Linked DNA regions of Homo sapiens: region 2 is linked to region 1. A link is an interaction called in ENCODE POLR2A ChIA-PET data of the cell type or tissue named here. Cell type or tissue: PC-3. All regions are shown on one strand. Links, peaks and the distances in the headings refer to the core of each region. The heading gives the core; the rest is flanking DNA. Region 1 has its middle 26 kb from the start of REEP3. Region 2 overlaps JMJD1C (jumonji domain containing 1C).

The links. Peaks named below come from ENCODE experiments on the same cell type or tissue, not always from the same donor. Only the 100,000 strongest peaks of a DNase experiment are listed, where the experiment ranks them.
Region 2: POLR2A ChIA-PET joins it to region 1 with 5 read pairs; 3 of 35 experiments call an interaction of 5 or more read pairs at or near these places.

What each region holds. Positions count from the first base shown.
Region 1 is chr10:63,490,860-63,499,201 of GRCh38, reverse strand. It overlaps a transcript of JMJD1C not described here. Among named protein-coding and RNA genes, the nearest start is that of REEP3, 26 kb to the left of the region's middle. In PC-3, for the core only: no CTCF peak of the experiment used is centred there; DNase peaks (open chromatin) are centred at 6,781 and 7,421; H3K4me3 peaks cover 415 bases; H3K27ac peaks cover 2,761 bases.
Region 2 is chr10:63,409,956-63,418,297 of GRCh38, reverse strand. The region is part of intron 1 of JMJD1C (jumonji domain containing 1C); the gene reads left to right. Among named protein-coding and RNA genes, the nearest start is that of JMJD1C-AS2, 16 kb to the left of the region's middle. In PC-3, for the core only: no CTCF peak of the experiment used is centred there; DNase peaks (open chromatin) are centred at 3,237 and 3,627; H3K4me3 peaks cover 1,710 bases; H3K27ac peaks cover 2,188 bases.

The DNA of each region.
Region 1 (8,342 bases), core at 206-8,205:
CTTGAAGAGACATTAGCACTCCTGTGTTCATTGCAGCACTATTCAGAATAACCAAGATGTGGAATCAACCTAGATGTCCCATTGATGAATAAAGGAAATGTGGTATATACATACAATGGAATATTATTTAGACTTAGAAAAAGAAGGAAATACTGTCATGTATGACAACATGGATGAACTTTGAGGACACTGTGTCAGTGAAATAAGCTAATTACAAGGTCAAATACTGTATGATTTTAGTGATAAGAAGAATCTACAATAATCAAAGTCATAGTAGCAGAGGGTAGAATGGTAGTTCCCAGGGGCTCATGGGAGGTGGAATTTCAGAGAGTTGTTGCTCAATGGACGTAAAGATTCAGTTATGCAAGATAAACAAGTTCTAGAGATCTGTGTAACACTGTGTTATAGTTAGTTAACAATAACACTGTACTGTATACTTAAACATTTGTTAAGAAGGTAGATCTCATATTAAGTGGTCTTACCACAATAAAAAAAAAATAGGAGTCCTAGAAAACTTGAGTGATATATCTCTTTTTAGTCTGTTTTTATTCAGGTTTCATAATTTGGCACTACATTTTCCAGGTTTTTTGGTAGGGGGTGTAGGGTCGGGGCCCCACACTTTTACCTCATTAACTCCTGAGGGCCTTGCTATATAGTAATGATATTTAAAGTGATGACATTGTTTAGTTAAGGAAAGACAAAATTAAATATAATTTAACATTCTTCAGGAAGGTTAAAAAATGTTACATGTTTTGGAAGTGGAAAATGTGAAAGTAGAAGCTTTTTTTCACTAGGGGCAAAAATAAAACATTTTAATAGTAATCAGATAAGGGATTGTTTTCAAATATGTAAAGCTTATCTGAAGCCCCTTGTTTCTTGCTGATGAGAATAGAATATTAAAGGCAGAGAATGGTCACTTTTACAACTGTACAGCATGTTGATAATTCATCTTCTTATGCAGACTACATGATTTGCTCCCATCCTCAAACTTACTGCCCTTTGGTCTCCATTCTTTGTTTTCATTAGATCAGTGACTTGCTATTTTTTAGTCATGTTATTTACTTATTGAGGAAAAACTGTCAGTATCTGACTCTTGATTTCATTGCTGTAGTATATGCTCGTGATATTTTTATTACAGAGACCGTATCACTCTTTGATAGGTATCTTCTTCATCTCTCCATGAAGTATAACTTCACTGCACAACTCATAGTGATTGGTTGCTTTGACATTTAACAAAGGTTTTTGCATTATCTTTTCTTTGTTTTCTGAAGGATTTGATTTTTTTATTCCACCTCATCTGAAGGTTATGTTTGGAATCCGTTTTCAAGCAAAATTTATCTGAGCTTTTATTCTGATGTTTTCTCTAAAGTTTGCTACTTGCGCCTCCACTTTCCCAGGTACTTAGGGTTTTTTAGGGAGGTCGTTACTCCCAGTTTGCAAAGAAAGCTTGAACAACTTTAGAGCAGAAAATTGACTTGTTACTTCCTTTACAGTTTTCTTAACTTTCTAAAACCATTCATTCATAGACTTTTAAAATAATAGCTTTATTGAGGCATAATTCACATACCATGTAATTCACCCAATTAAAGTACACAGTTGTATGGTTTTTAGCATGTTCACAGAGCTGTGCAACCATTACCACAATTTGAAATTCTTCATCAGCCCTGAAAGAAACTGTCTTTTAGCAGTCACTTCCCATTTCCTTCAACCCATCTGGCTGAGGCAAACGCTAATATCCTTCTGTCTCTATAGATTTGCCTGTTCTGGACATTTCATATAAATGGAATCATATAATATGTGGTCTTTTGTGACTGGCTTCTTTCACATTGCAAAAAGTTGTAGCATTTATTGGTACTTCATTTTATTACTGAATAATAGTCCATTGTATACATAAACATTTTATATCATCAGTTGATGGATATTTGGGTTGTTTCCACTTTTTGGCTGTTACGAATAATGCTGCTGTGAACATATATGTACAAATATTTGTAGCCATATGTTTTCATTTCTTTTGGGTGTTTTTTTTTTAAGTAAACTAAGATTAATCAAGTTCTAAAGGAAAAGAAGTTGGGTGCTACTTTTGGAAAAAATCTTCTGTGAATAATATAACATTTCTCTCATTCTCTTTTTATCCTCATGTATTTTTGCCAGGTTATGCTGCACTAACATGTTCGGATAACATGTACAATAACAAAGGTTTGTTTCTTTCATATGTTACATGTTATAATTGGCTGGGGCTCTGTCTTACCTCTCTTTTCATCCAGTATTCAGACTAAGGAAACACCCTTCTTTGGGACATCTTGTTCTTATTATAACCAAAGGAAAAAGCAACAGAACTAGTGGAAACATGCATTTAAAGCCTTTGCTCAGAACTGACATATGTCACGTTTCTGGTCACATTTCACTGGTCTAGGCAAGTGATATGACCAAACCTAAGAATTGAGCAGGGAAATATAAACTGACTATAGGTAGGCACTGAAAATCACATGGCATTAGGTGGGGTCATATATAGTCTTCATTTGTAGAAGGAGACACAAATGATTTGGGACAGAAACTGAGGCTATCACAGCTCAGAAGAAGTAATGAAACTTGTGGAGGAAAGCTGAAGAAGACTCAAGTGGCATGGAGTGAGGTTAGTGGAGCTCCATGTCTCTGAATTCAAGGGACTCTCCCACAGTCTGCAAATATTTAGAAATAAACCAGAGACCTTTGGAAGAAGAAGAGAGTGGGGAACAAGGCAGAGATCATATTATGTGTGTTATTGTGGGGGATGACTTGGAAGAGGAGAGCTACCCCTAGGTAGTTTCTATATTTCCCCAATTATCTTATTTTTTTTTCTCTTTTTAAAAATAGTTCAAGTTGAGATCAAAATAAAGTCTGCATAGTATGCTGGTCTTAAATTTTTTAAGTTTCTAAAGTTTCTTCTGTCTTCTCCCCCTTCTCTGTCCTCTGTTCTCTTTCTCTTATTTTCTTGTACTTTTTTGGCTGAAAAAAATAAGTTATTTATCCTGTAGTTTTCCTCAGTCTTGATTTTGCTGATTACATACCTGTGGTGTCATTTGACATGTTCTTCTTTTCCTATGTTTCCTACAAATGAGTGGTTGGATTTAGAGGCTTGATCATATTTAGGTTTGAGGTTTTTTTTTTTTTAATTTTTTTTTTTTTTAGTGCAATTGCCTCACAAGTGATATTGTGTATATCCATCAGAGGAACATAATGTCTGTTAGTAGCAATTGGTGGTCATTGCTTAGATCCATTAAGGGTTGAAAGATGTTGATATCCTTTTTTAAAAATATAATTTCTTCTTTAATTGCTAAAATATTTTGAAATAAAGAACTTTTCCTCTGCTCACTTTTTGTTACACTGAGGTATACTTTAAATAGTAAAGGAAGGATAAATGCTTCATTCTTTCCCTTTCTCAATTTTCTTCTTCTTTTTTTTTTTTTTGAGTTAGGAGTTGTTTTTTTTGAGGCTGGAGTGCAATGGTGCGATCTCGGCTCACTGCAACCTCCGCCTCCCACCTGTCTCAGCCTCCCACGTAGCTGGGATTACAGGTGCCTGCCACCACACCCCAGTAATTTTTGTATTTTTAGTAGAGACGGGGGTTTCACCATGTTGGCCAGGCTGGTCTCGAACTCCTGACCTCAGGTGATCTGCCCGCCTCGGCTTCCCAAAGTGCTGGGATTACAGGCGTGAGCCACCACTCGCAGCCTATCAATTTTCAAACTAATGAACTGTTTCCTTAGAGTCTTCCAAAGTTGATGAATGAATTGTTTTTAGTCTTTTTTTTTTTTTATGAATTCTTGGGTTTAAAAAATATTTGATATTTCAGTTCGTTAGTCTCCTTATTGATACATTGGCCAGTGAAAGTCTCCAGATTGGCTCCTATATCTTACCTTAGCAGTCTTTGCTAGCTTCCTTTTTTTTTTGAGATAATCCCAGGATTATCTCATATATGTCCTGACCCAGACCTGGAATCAACTGTTTTCACAAAGAACATTGGTTCCTTTGAGTGAGAAATGGTATGTAGAGACCACATTCTTTGTGCCCGAGGCATTCATTGTTGCTTAGCTTTTCAATGAAGAAAGAAGTTAAAAAAAAAAAATGCGCTAACACTGTGCTTAGCACTTGGAGGAATAGATATAAAACATAGTCACTGTCTTTGTTAATTAAAGTACAGCATTATAAATACTAAATTGTTTGACTTTTGTATGGAAGCTTATAGGAGGGTCTTCTCACATACAGAGGGAAGTGGGACATCAAGGAGGGCTTCCTCAAGGTACTTGACCTCAGCTTTGAGGAATAAAGTGAAGGTACTTTTGAGAGGAGCCTATTCAGATCATATTGTGGTATGCCTTTCTCTCTGTATTAGTGACCTGACCAGTGTGAGCCTCAGTTTCCTCATCAATAAATTTATGATATTTGTCAGCGTACATTTTGCTTCTCTTTAGGTTTTTCTCTGTCAGTAATAATACAATAACAATACTGCAAGGAATATTACTATGTGTGTACTTTTGTGCATTTGTCCATGTATTTTGATAGGACAAGATTTCTAAAAGGGAAATTGCTTAAAGAGTATATATGCATTAAGTTTTTCTTATGGATACTGCCAAATCACAATCAAAGAAGACAATTTAAAACTTTTACTCATGATTGGCTAGTGAAATCTTAAAAATATTTTTTTTACTTATTTATTACCATGTTCTAATTTCTTCCCATAATATAAAAAGAAGTTAATTTAAATATCTTTGCTTTCTAATATACACAATATGATGACATTTTTAACTTAAATGATATGCAGCACTTTTTGAACCTAGAAACTTATTTAATAATGAAGCTTTATAACTCTTTGCTATAGATTAATAACTTTCCAAACTTTTTTTTTTTTTTGAGACGGAGTTTCGTTTATGTTGCCCAGGCTGGAGTGCAGTGGCGCAATCTCAGCTCACCGCAACCTCTGCCTCCCGGGTTCAAGTGATTCTCCTGCCTCAGCTTCCCAAGTAGCTGGGATTACAGGCATGTGCCACCTTGCCCGGCTAACTTTTGTATTTTTAGTAGAGATGGGGTTTCTCCGTGTTGGTCAGGCTGGTCTCGATCTCCTGACCTCAGGTGATCCGCCCGCCTCGGCCTTCCAAAGTGCTGGGATTATAGGCATGAGCCACCAGGCCCAACTTTCCAAACTTTGAAAAGTATTCTGAGTCAGGCTACATAGAAATCATATACCCTACTTCCTGCCAGCTACGGGAAGAAAAGACTCCATGGTTTCTCTCTCTCTTTGTTTTTATTTTTTTCCTTCTTTTTAAAAAATGTGATCAGAGATCTGGATTGGAAAGAAAACATTCTTAGAGTTATTTGAGAGCTTTGTTATTTTCCCAGTTCCTTTCTAACTTTATATGAGTTTATTCCCTCCATTTGTAAAGTGGCTACTCATCTGCTCTGTGAAAATGGCTAATCCCTAAATTAATTTATGTTCAAAAAGAGAACATTTATGCTTCTGTTTTAGGTGCTGTTGAATTTATTATCTAATAATATGTACTTTCAAAAATTAGGAATTAGCCGGGTGTGGTGGCTCACGCCTGTAATTAACAGATTTAAAATTTTATTATAAAAATATGAATTAGGCTGGGGGTGGTGGCTCACGCCTGTAATCCCAGCACTTTGGGAGGCCAAGTCAGGCGGTTCACCTGAGGTCAGGAGTTTGAGACTAGCCTAGACAACATGGTGAAACCCTGTCTCTATTAAAAATACAAAAATTAGCAGGGCGTGGTGGCTGACGCCTATAATCGCAGCTACTCATGAGGCGGAGGCAGGAGTCATGAGGCAGAGGCAGGAGAATCGCTTGAACCAAGGAGGTGGAGGTTTCAGTGAGCCTAGATCATGCCACTGCACTCCAGCCTGGGCAACAAGAGTGAAACTCCATCTCAAAAAAAAAAAAAAAAAAAAAAAAAAAAAGAAATAACAGTTTTGTTCCCATCTACTTAAAAATAGCCTGTGATTCTTACATATATGTTGATTTAGATTGTAGGAATATCTTTTTGCTATGAATACATTATTTTGTTAAGTCTCCATACTCAGTGATTTTGCTTGAATTACGAATGGTGTTGAAAAAAGATAATGGAAAGGTTAACATAGGAGAGAAACGGAAAGAAAGAAAGAAATTCAGGCAATTGAAAATCATCCTTCTATTTCTCCCCCTTAAGCTAACACTTTCACCTGATACTTACCTTGAAGATATATGTGACAGTTATCTAGACTCATATTTCAGTTAGTACCTCACAGCTAAGAGTGTAGACTTTAAGTTCATGTTGGGGTTATTCAGACAAAACTGTAGTGGGTTATTTGTCTGAATTATGTTCAGTTGCTTTGACCTGCATCCACACTTTGAACTTGCCACTTTGAGATTGGCATATTAAAAAGTGTAATTTGTTTTCTTTTCCCTTTTTCTTATATTTTTAGTGATTATTTTTATTAATGTGCTTTTTAAAAATAATCTTTTATTTTTATTTTATTTTATTTTATATTGTTTTGAGACAGAGCCTCACTCTGTCAGCCAGGCTGGAGTGCAGTGTTCGCAATCTTGGCTTACTGCCACCTCTGTCTCCTGGGTTCAGGTGGTTCTCATGCCTCAGAGTCCCGAGTAGCTGTGACTACAGGCCCACGCCACCACGCCACCACGCCCAGCTAATTTTTGTATTTTTATTAGAGACAGGGTTTTGTCATGTTGGCCAGGCTGGTCTTAAACCCCTGACCTCAAGTGATCCACCAACCTTGGCCTCCCAAAGTGCTGGGATTACAGGCGTGAGTCACTGTGCCTGGCCATTTCTTTATAATCTTTTAAATCTTTATTGTAGGCTAAAATTTTTCTTCCCATGATTAATTTCATCAAACTTTGTTCATATCAGAAGGAATCTTTTTATTTGGAGTTTCCGCTTGACTTTGAAAGAAAAAGTGCCAGCCTGGGCAACATGGTGAAACACTGTCTCTACAAAAAATACAAAAAATTATCCAGGCATGGTGGCATGGGCCTGTAGTCCCAGCTGCTTCCGGGGCTGAGGCGGGAGGATCCCTTGAGCCCAGGAGGTCGAGGGTGCAGAGAGCCGAGATCACGCTTTACTCCAGCCTGGGTGACAAAGTCTCGAAAGAGAGAGAGAGAAAGAAGAAAGAAAAAGTTATAATTTACTCTATATGTTGTTTAAAGGAAAAGTTTCTCTGTAAGGAAAAGGAATTTCTGCTAGGTTGCATTCCCCCCGCTCTGCCCCTCTTAGTTTAGAATGAATTCTGTTTTGTGCTGACAAATAGCTGTTTCTGAAGTTGGCAAGAAAATTTCCTCTTGGGACTCCACTAGAAGTGTTGTAGTAGCTATCTGATTCAACTGCTTAGAAAGCTCTCTGAAAGTTGCCTTGTTTGTCTGGAAAGAGTGAGGAGCCCAAACCTGCTTTTTCCCTGGAGGGGGGTTGTAGCTATAAGCTGTTATGGGAAGAACTAGGAGGGATTGTGTCATAACAGTATGAAATTGAGCAATACCAAGGCATAATTAAAATTTCATACTCCAAAGCAAATTTTCAGACACAATAAAGAAGGGCTCTTAAAGATAGGCTTGGGTAGTATTTTATACTCTTATCCACCTTCTTAGGAGATAGAAAGGAAAGAGGAGGAAGATTTTCCTTTTCTTCATTTTCTTTTTATTTAAAACAGTCCACAAGTAAGCTGACTGCCTTATGCGAGTCATTATGCAAGAAAGGAAGGGGGATCAAGAGTTACTGGTGCAGATTCCATCTTACTATAAAATAAAATTGTGGGTCTTTATGTAATATCTTATTGAATACTAATTGTTTTATATTAAAATATTACATGTAAATATTAAGATACCCCATGAAATTATTTTGAATCAGATCAAGTGGCAAGGAGAAAAGAGTCAGTAGTTAAGAATAACTGGGGGAGGGGGTGATGAAAAAGAAAAGTTATAATAGTAAAATGAGATGAGGAAGGTAATAGAAAAGTTGGAAGCAGAGAAGTTAAGTAAAATAACTATTTCTGTTTTCTCCATCTGCCATCTTCATTCTTTGCCAACTTTTAGGCCACCTTGAAGAGATTACCTTGATTATCTTGCCCACACACTAAATTGTGTGACCACAGGGCAAGATACAACAATTCGTCATCTCAGTTTTCTTATTTCTAAGGTTAGTAAACTAGTACTTAGCACATAGAGTTGTTGCATGGATTAAATGAGCTATCTATAGATTGCTCATTAGCGTGCTTCGTGCATGGTAGGTGCTCAGTAAATGTTAACTGTTATTTTTGTCATCACTATTGTTATTAATGCCTCCTTTATTTATTCATGC
Region 2 (8,342 bases), core at 179-8,178, 81 kb after region 1:
TATGGTAATTTTTAAAGTGTGGTCCCCAGACCAGGTAGCATTGGCATTACTTGGGATTTTGTTTGAAATGCAAATTATCTGATCCTGCCTCAGATCTTCTGAATGAGAAACTATAGTAGTATGGCTAAGCAGTTTGCTTTAAAAGCCCTCAATTAGGTTCTGATGCATACCTAAATTATTGAGCTACTGCTGTAACACAATAAAACAGAATATGATTTTGATTTAGGCCCCTTAAAAGCTAAAGGTTATTTATCTTTCTATGATGAGAATATTTTTGGAAAATATTTAATGCAGTCTCAATGTTGATCTTTCTTTAGAATTAAGTTTTAAGCCTCTATAAAGTCATTAGGTTTATTAGAGCAAAATTATGACCTGAAATAGTTGAGTTCGTTGAAAAATAAAAACTTGTCTATGTTACACAGGAAAATGATACCAGTCTAATTGTTGACAATAACTGGCTTATTCCAGTTGCCTTGCAGTGTTCCTTAAGGGAGTGGATTGTTTAGGACCTAACTTTCTTAATACAAGTTTCATTAGAAGTAAATTCTCTATTTTTTCATTGTTTGGAAGGAAATATTTAACATATACAATATGATGGAACTTCTGTAGAATATAGCATAATCACAGAGACAGTTGTATCCATCCATTTCCTAGTCAGTTTCACCATATTTTTAAATGAGGCACAAGATTACTGTGTTATCAAAATGTTAACATTAAGCTTTTTAACAAGTCTGTGTAGTCACTTGATTTTTCAGATTTTGCCCACTAATTTTATGAGGGCCATTGGGCAAAGTGTTTTAATCCAGAATTTAAAATTGTTCATTTGTAATTGGGCAGGCTTATAAAAAGGGGCATATTTTAAATCTTTATCATCACTTTATAGCCATAATATACATACTAAAAGTTTGGTAGCAATTTGAGTATTTAACTACATAGGGTGGTACTTTGAAGGAAAAAGCATTTTAAGTTGAGCTTTAATTTAATTTCTGCTTTTAAAAACCCAATATAGTAGTACGTCATCTATGTATGTACATTGAGCATGCTTCTTAACATATTTAACTTCCAATTCTTTGATAACCGGTTGCATTCAATTACTTGTTTAAATAATTGGGCAAGTTTCCTGAGTTGTAGGCTGTGAAATATTTTCAAGATGGTTTGGGTAAAAAATTTTTTCAAAGTAGGTGCCGTCAGTGACTTTGATCACAGAGAAATCAGTATGATCCTGTGACAAGTTTAGTTTTAACAATGTAACTTCTTGTGTAAACTCAGTCACCTAGTAATGTGAATTAGTTGCAAAGTGATTCTGTATTCTTAGTGACCCACTGTTAGATGTTTTCAGACTAGTAAATGATAAATATTTATTGTTAAAATCATCCTTAAAATTTTATTTGAACATGCAGCACTTTTTGCAGTGTGAAATTGAAAAATCAATTGTTTAGTTTTTACCAAAGGAAAATTAGAGTTTTGTATACATATTTGATGAATACAGTAAACAGGTTAAAATTTAGCAAATAGAATTTTGTAAGCATTTTTAAAATGTGTGAATTCTGTGATAAGGGGGTGGCTTTGCTACAATTTATTACAAAGCTAAGTTATATTTCATTACTTATGTAAAATAGTGTTCTTTGTTTAGCTTCTTAAAGTGGTAGGAGAATTGTATAATTCCATTGATTGGTTCCATGCAGTGGAAATCTGACCTTTAGCAGATGTTTGAGAAATTGCCAGCACAGCATGATCAGCCAAAAAGACAGTTTTCCCCTTGTTACTTGACAGGCCTTTCATGCTTTAGTAACATGCCAAAGAAATGTTTAAATTATTTTTTTATAATATCACATGCTCTCTAAAATATTAAGAATACATTGAAAAACATGCATAAAATGAGATAGATTTTTCCTGCAATTACGGATTGCAATTCAGCTGACTTTTAAATGTTTATTATTAAAAAAAAAAAACTAAGATAAATGCTGATTGTTTTGTGAATTATGTGTTACTTTGAGATTTAAAATGTCTTCGGCTATGTAGTTAATTGTTATTAGGGTTTGATGTGTGTTATTTTTTCCATGATCATGTTTTCCATGATCATGTATAACAATTTAAACACTGTTATAAGTTTCTCTTATTTTAGTGTTATTTAATCGCAAGTATCGTCTTTGGTTGGCTTTTTTATTTTTTAATAGAGGCTTTTTGATAGGGGTTAAATGCATCACAGAGAAGTTATCCTATCTGGAACTTCTCGCTAAGGGCAGGATACTGCATGAATCCACTTTAAAGCCTCTTCTCTGAAGGACAGTATTTCTTTAGAGAATGAAATGGGTTCAGCTGTGTAGTTGTGGGGGTTCAGCTGTGTAGTTGTGGGAGTTCAGCAAAAACACTGTAAGCTCTGTTTTCTTCAACTTCATGGATTGAGCGTACAGGAAGGGGAAGGAGTTGCCTTAATGTTTAAGAATGAAGTGATGAATTGATAGTATCAGCAGTTGCCAGACTGTATCTTTTTCTGCAGGTGCTTATTTTCTGTAGGGCATTGCAGTTGTTTTTCATTGTGTTAGGTTATGAGACGATTTTAAGGAAAATTTAAGGAACATGATCTTACATAGTTTCATTTTACAGTTTTGTAACTGTTTTGTATGTCTTAGGTTTATATACTGAATTAGTTCTTCCAGAGGATTATGATTGAAAGTTTTGGCTGTGTGTACCTATCACCTTACAAAAATAAAAAGATTTTTTTAAAGGTCATGTTCAGTATCAGTAGTTCTAAGAATATGCTAAATTAAAATTTAAAAATCAAACACCTATAATAAAGTTTTGCTGAATCCACATGAATTGAACTAATGGTTTGTAATACCAGTTATATTACAAGTGAGAACTAGTTTCATATTTTGATATATAAAAGCTTTGAAGGAAGCATAATTGATAACTGTTTATTAATATCACATAATAGTTAATCTTTCATATTGGTACTTTCTGATAAGGTTTTATTAGATGGAGAAGGGTTATATAATTTAGTAAACTGGCAGCTTTTAAATGAATAATGACACTAAAATTTAAAGATTTAATCATAATGAGGTATATCTGATACGTAGTACCTGTGATATTATATATTAATAGTAAAGTCATTTTATATAAGGAAAAATTTTATTCTTAAGTGGGGTTTTCTAAGTAACTATATGTTTACACAAAGTCATACTGTTAACATTTAGTCACTTCCAGAGTCAGTGGAGTTGTATCCTGAAGAGGATTAAATTGCAAAGTTGGCACAGCACATAAAGCAAAAATGCACTTAAATTCAGTTCACTTTTAAGGCCTTGTTGGGAATACCAACCTATTGTTTGTCAGTTCATCCAGGACAGTTTTTTTTTTTTCTCTAGTGTTGGAATAATTTTTTTTTTTTTTTGAGATAGAGTCTTGCTGTATCGCCCAGGCTGGAGTGCAGTGGCCTGATCTCAGCTCACTGCAGCCTCTGCCTCCTGGGTTCAAGTGATTCTCCTGTCTCAGCCACCCGAGTAGCTGGGTCTACAGGCACCTGCCACCACAACCGGTGAGTTTTGTTGTTGTTGTTGTTGTTATTTTTAGCAAAGAAAGATGAAGTTTCACCATGTTGGCCAGGCTGGTCTTGAATTCCTGACCTCAAGTGATTCACCCTCCTCAGCCTCCCAAAGTGTTGGGATTACAGGCATCATCTACTGTGCCCGGAGCAGAATAAATTTTTAATATATATTTTGATAGGCTGATTTTCTTGCATCTCGATTTTTCTTGTATGTCAGTAACTGGAATCACAGTTACCTTTTGAGCACGGTGCTCACATTATGAGAGTTGAGAAAATTACGGGGAACAAACTCTGGCCTTATGGTGATTCTGGTTAGACTTGAGATCTCTAAATTGATATTTTTAAATGAGAATATATAATACACAGACTAAAATATACATTTTAAGGTTAAAAAAAGAGAAACTGTTTACTAAGAATGTTTAGTAGATTCAGTTTTCTTAGTGTTTAATACTAGAAAATACACAGTATTGGCTGGGTGCGTGGCTCATGCCTGTGATCCCAGCACTTTGGGAGGCCGAGGCAGGCAGATCACGAGGTCAGGAGATCGAGACCATCCTGGTTAACACAGTAAAACCCTGTCTGTACTAAAAATACAAAAAATTAGCTGGGCGTGTTGGCGGACACCTGCAGTCCCAGCTACTCGGGAGGCTGAGGCAGGAGAATGGCATGAACCCAGGAGGTGGGGCTTGCAGTGAGCCAAGATCGCACCACTGCACTCCAGCCTGGTCGACAGTGCAAGACTCCGTGTCAAAAAAAAAAAAAAAAAAAGTATTGATAGCATACTTTTAAGAAATCCAAATGTCTTTGTAAAAGTAGGTATTTTTCATTCTTTCAGTATCAGTTACTCTTCACTATGGTTCTTTTTCACATTTAAATAGAATCAAGGAACCTTTTATCTTTGGTTTATCTGGTATTTTTCAGTGTTAGCAATTTTGAAATTCTCTAATTTTTACCACAAACATTTTTGACTCTTTCATTCAGCTTATAATCTGAATTGACAGAAAAATCCAGGGAGAAAAGTTAAAATACTTCCTAAAGTTAAAATATTTGCTTTATTTAGATTTCTAGTATTTCTTATCAAGGAAAAAAATACTTTTTCATTATCTTATCGCTTGATAACCGTTTTTTGTCTCAGCTAAACGGAAGAAAAGTTACCTGGCAGCATAAGATAGCTATGAAGAATCTTTCCCCCACCAGAAAGAAGTTTAGCAAACTATTTTACTGAATAAATCTAAGACTTCCTCCTTCCCAGTAGTTGCCCACAATTTTCCTCCAATATGAGATTATGTCTCTATTTTGTAATTCTGCTCAGAAAACCTGTCTTAAAATCTACACATATTAAACTATAATATGTCATAAATTTTAAGAATGTTATTTAACAGAGGTAAATTTATCATGAATACCATATATTTAAGGTAGCAAAACATAAAGAGAGTAATAACCTCTTTTGATACTCAACAGCAGACCAGGTAAAGTCCAAACAGTTCTGTCTCATCAAAATAATGAAGGTTGCTTGTCTTTGACCTCTTTTCCTGTTACCTCTTTAAGAGATAACACACATATACATACGCTTTTGTAGATGAGACCATTCTAAAATTTATAAATTGTGTTGTATATCTTTGTCTGCCTGATTAAAATGGCTTGTCTTAAGGTAACACTGAACTGCTTAGTCTTTCAATAGGAATTTATTTAGCAACTACTTTGTGGTATTGTTTTGATATACTCTATTTTTGTGTTTCGGCTTTTTCTTATTTATTTTAATTAAATCAATATCATCCCTCGTATACACTATTCTTCTGTGCAGTTGACACTTGAACAATGTGGGTTTGAACTTTGAGAGTCAATTTATATGCAGATACTTTTAAATAAATATATTGCAAAATATTTTAGAGATTTGCAGCAATTTGAAAAAACTCATAGATGAACCATGTAGCCTAGAAATATTTTTAAAAATTTAGAAAATGTTAGGTATGTCATAAATGCATAAAATATATGTACATCTTAGTTTTATCATTTGCTACCATAAAATATACACAAATCTATTTAAAAAGTTAAAATATCAGAACTTTACCCACACAGAGACGTGACATGGCACTATTTACAGTAGAGAGAAATATAAACAAACATAAAGATGCAGTATTAACTCATAACTACATAAAATTAACTTTAGTACATGCTGTGATAGGTTTTTAGCCACCTCCTGTTTTTACTGTGTTGAACTCAAATGTTGCGAATGTCTGCTTAAAACTCAGTGTGATGCTGACATCTCCATGTGAGTAGTTGACCTCTCCACTAAATACCATATTGCAATAAGAAATGATCTCTCGCAGTCCTTGCATAATTTTTAATGTTGTTTAGTGCAATCTCGCAAACTTCGAATGATACCATAGAACAGAAATTTAGGAATCAATAAGTACAGTACTGTAAATGTATTTTCTCTTGCTCATAATAACTTCTCTAGCTTACTTTACTGTAAGAATACAGTATATAATAGACATACAAAATATTTGTTAATTGACTTTATGTCATTGTTAAGACTTCCGGTCAACAGTAGGCTATTACCAGTTAATTTTATGGGGAGTCAAAAATTACATTCAGCTTTTCGACTGGGCGGGCTGTCCTCAGTCCCAACCCCTGAATTGTTCCAGGGTCAGTTGTACATAGCTCTTCATGTTTTTAAAAAACACATTTTTGGCTGGGCATGGTGGTTCAAGCCTGTAATCCCAGCACTTTGGGAGGCTGAGGTGGGCAAATAGCTGGAGCTCAGGAGTTCTCAGGAGTTCAAGAGCAGTCTGGGCAACATGGCCAAGATCTTGTCTCTATTTAAAAAAAAAAAAAAAAAAAAAAATTGGGCCAGGCGCTGTGGCTTACGCCTGTAATCCCAGCACTTTGGGAGGCCAAGGTAGGTGGGATCATGAGGTCAGGAGATCGAGGCCATACTGGCTAACATGGTGAAACCCTGTCTCTACTAAAAATACAAAAACTTAGCTGGGCATGGTGGCACGCACCTGTAGTCCCAGCTACTTAGGAGGCTGAGGCAGGAGAATCACTTGAACCCAGGAGTTGGAGGTTACAGTGAGCCAAAGTTGTGCCACTGCACTCCAGCCTGGACAACAGAGTAACACTCCGCCTCAAAAAAAAAAAAAAAAAAATCAGGCCGAGTGTGGTGGCTCACGCCTGTAATCCCAGCACTCTGGGAGGCCCAGGCAGGCGGATCACCTGAGGTCAGGAGTTCGAGACCAGCCTGACCAACATGGTGAAAACTCGTTTCTACTAAAAGTACAAAAATTAGCCGGACATGGTGGTGGGCACCTGTAATCCCAGCTATTCAGGAGGCTGAGGCAGGAGAATCGCTTGACCCCGGGAGGCGGAGGTTGCAGTGAGCCAAGATTGGGCCACCTACTCCAGCCTGGGTGACAAGAGCGAGACTCCGTCTCAAAAAAAAAAAAAAAAAAAAAAATCAGTGACACATTTGTATCTACTCATGTAACTACCATGTTTCTCACTCACTGTAGTTAACCTGGTACCTCTACCCAGTCTATACCGCCCCTCTGTTCCACTGATCTCAGTTCTATCACCAAAGATGAGATTTTCCTGTTGTTGAACTTAATATAACTGGAATCATTCAGTGGCTTTTTACACTCAGTATAATATCTGTGAAACTTAATATATTAGATTCCTAGGGCTGCCATAACATCACAACAAATTTGGTGGATGGAAACAACAGAAGTTTATTCTTTCATTGCTCTGAGGACCAAAAGTCCAAAACTTCTTCATTAAATGGGACATAGACTGATTAGTAACAAGATTTACTTGTCTTTCTCCATGGTTTCAACAGTGAAAAGTAGTTTTAATGTTGACTGAAAGTTGATTAGTGCTTAAGACCTGAAAATGCTTAGGATTGTTTGCTGTTGGAAGATACGGCTCTTATCTACTTTTCTCCATTAGAGCTCTGGAGTTCTCTTGGGCCTAGAAAGAAGTAATTTGGAACAGTTAGTGTAGTGTGGGGTATTATGAAAACCAAAATAGAGTATTATAATAAAATATATAATAAAAACATACATAAAATTACTGGTTTGGGCTCAGTATATTTTTTGTCTTTAAAAAGAAGATGCTAACTCAAGGAAAGGGTAATAAGGTATGCTGGAAAGTTTATTTGCTTAGAAGTTAGGACTGATTTCTGGTCCTGGCTCTGTCATTAATAATTATGTCTCTGGATTCTTATGGAAGGTTTTTCCAGTTCTTCATATGACAGCTTGGTATTAGCAGTGGTCCTGACATTTATAGATATTATCACTTTCTTTCACCTCACTCACTCTTCATTTCCTTCACAGTATTAACAGTAACCTTTTCTGTTACATTTTGTTAACTTTAGAAATAGTAGATCATGTTAGACTAAGTAGAGATCACAAAAAGATGAGATTTAGGAGAAATCCATAGATGTTTTGAACTGTGGATGAATAGTTCACCAACTATTTCCTGTACACAAAAGCCATGCAATATATGTGATTAAATTTGTGCCTTGGTGAAATAATATGTTATATGTCACTGTATGTATTGTGGGGTCATTTATAAATGGTTACAATATTTTAAAGTAGGAATACCTAGGGTCTGCTTGTCGTTAGTTTTCTGTGATAGATATTCGACAGTGCTTCCTGGCATTTAGGAAGGGGCAGTGAGATCTTTTAATACATCTAGAGAAGACACTTCCTTATATGATCTTTTCATTTATTCAAATATATATTTATTACTTCCTCTGTGCCAGGTACTGTGTGGCTGAGCAGCCTAGACTTGATTC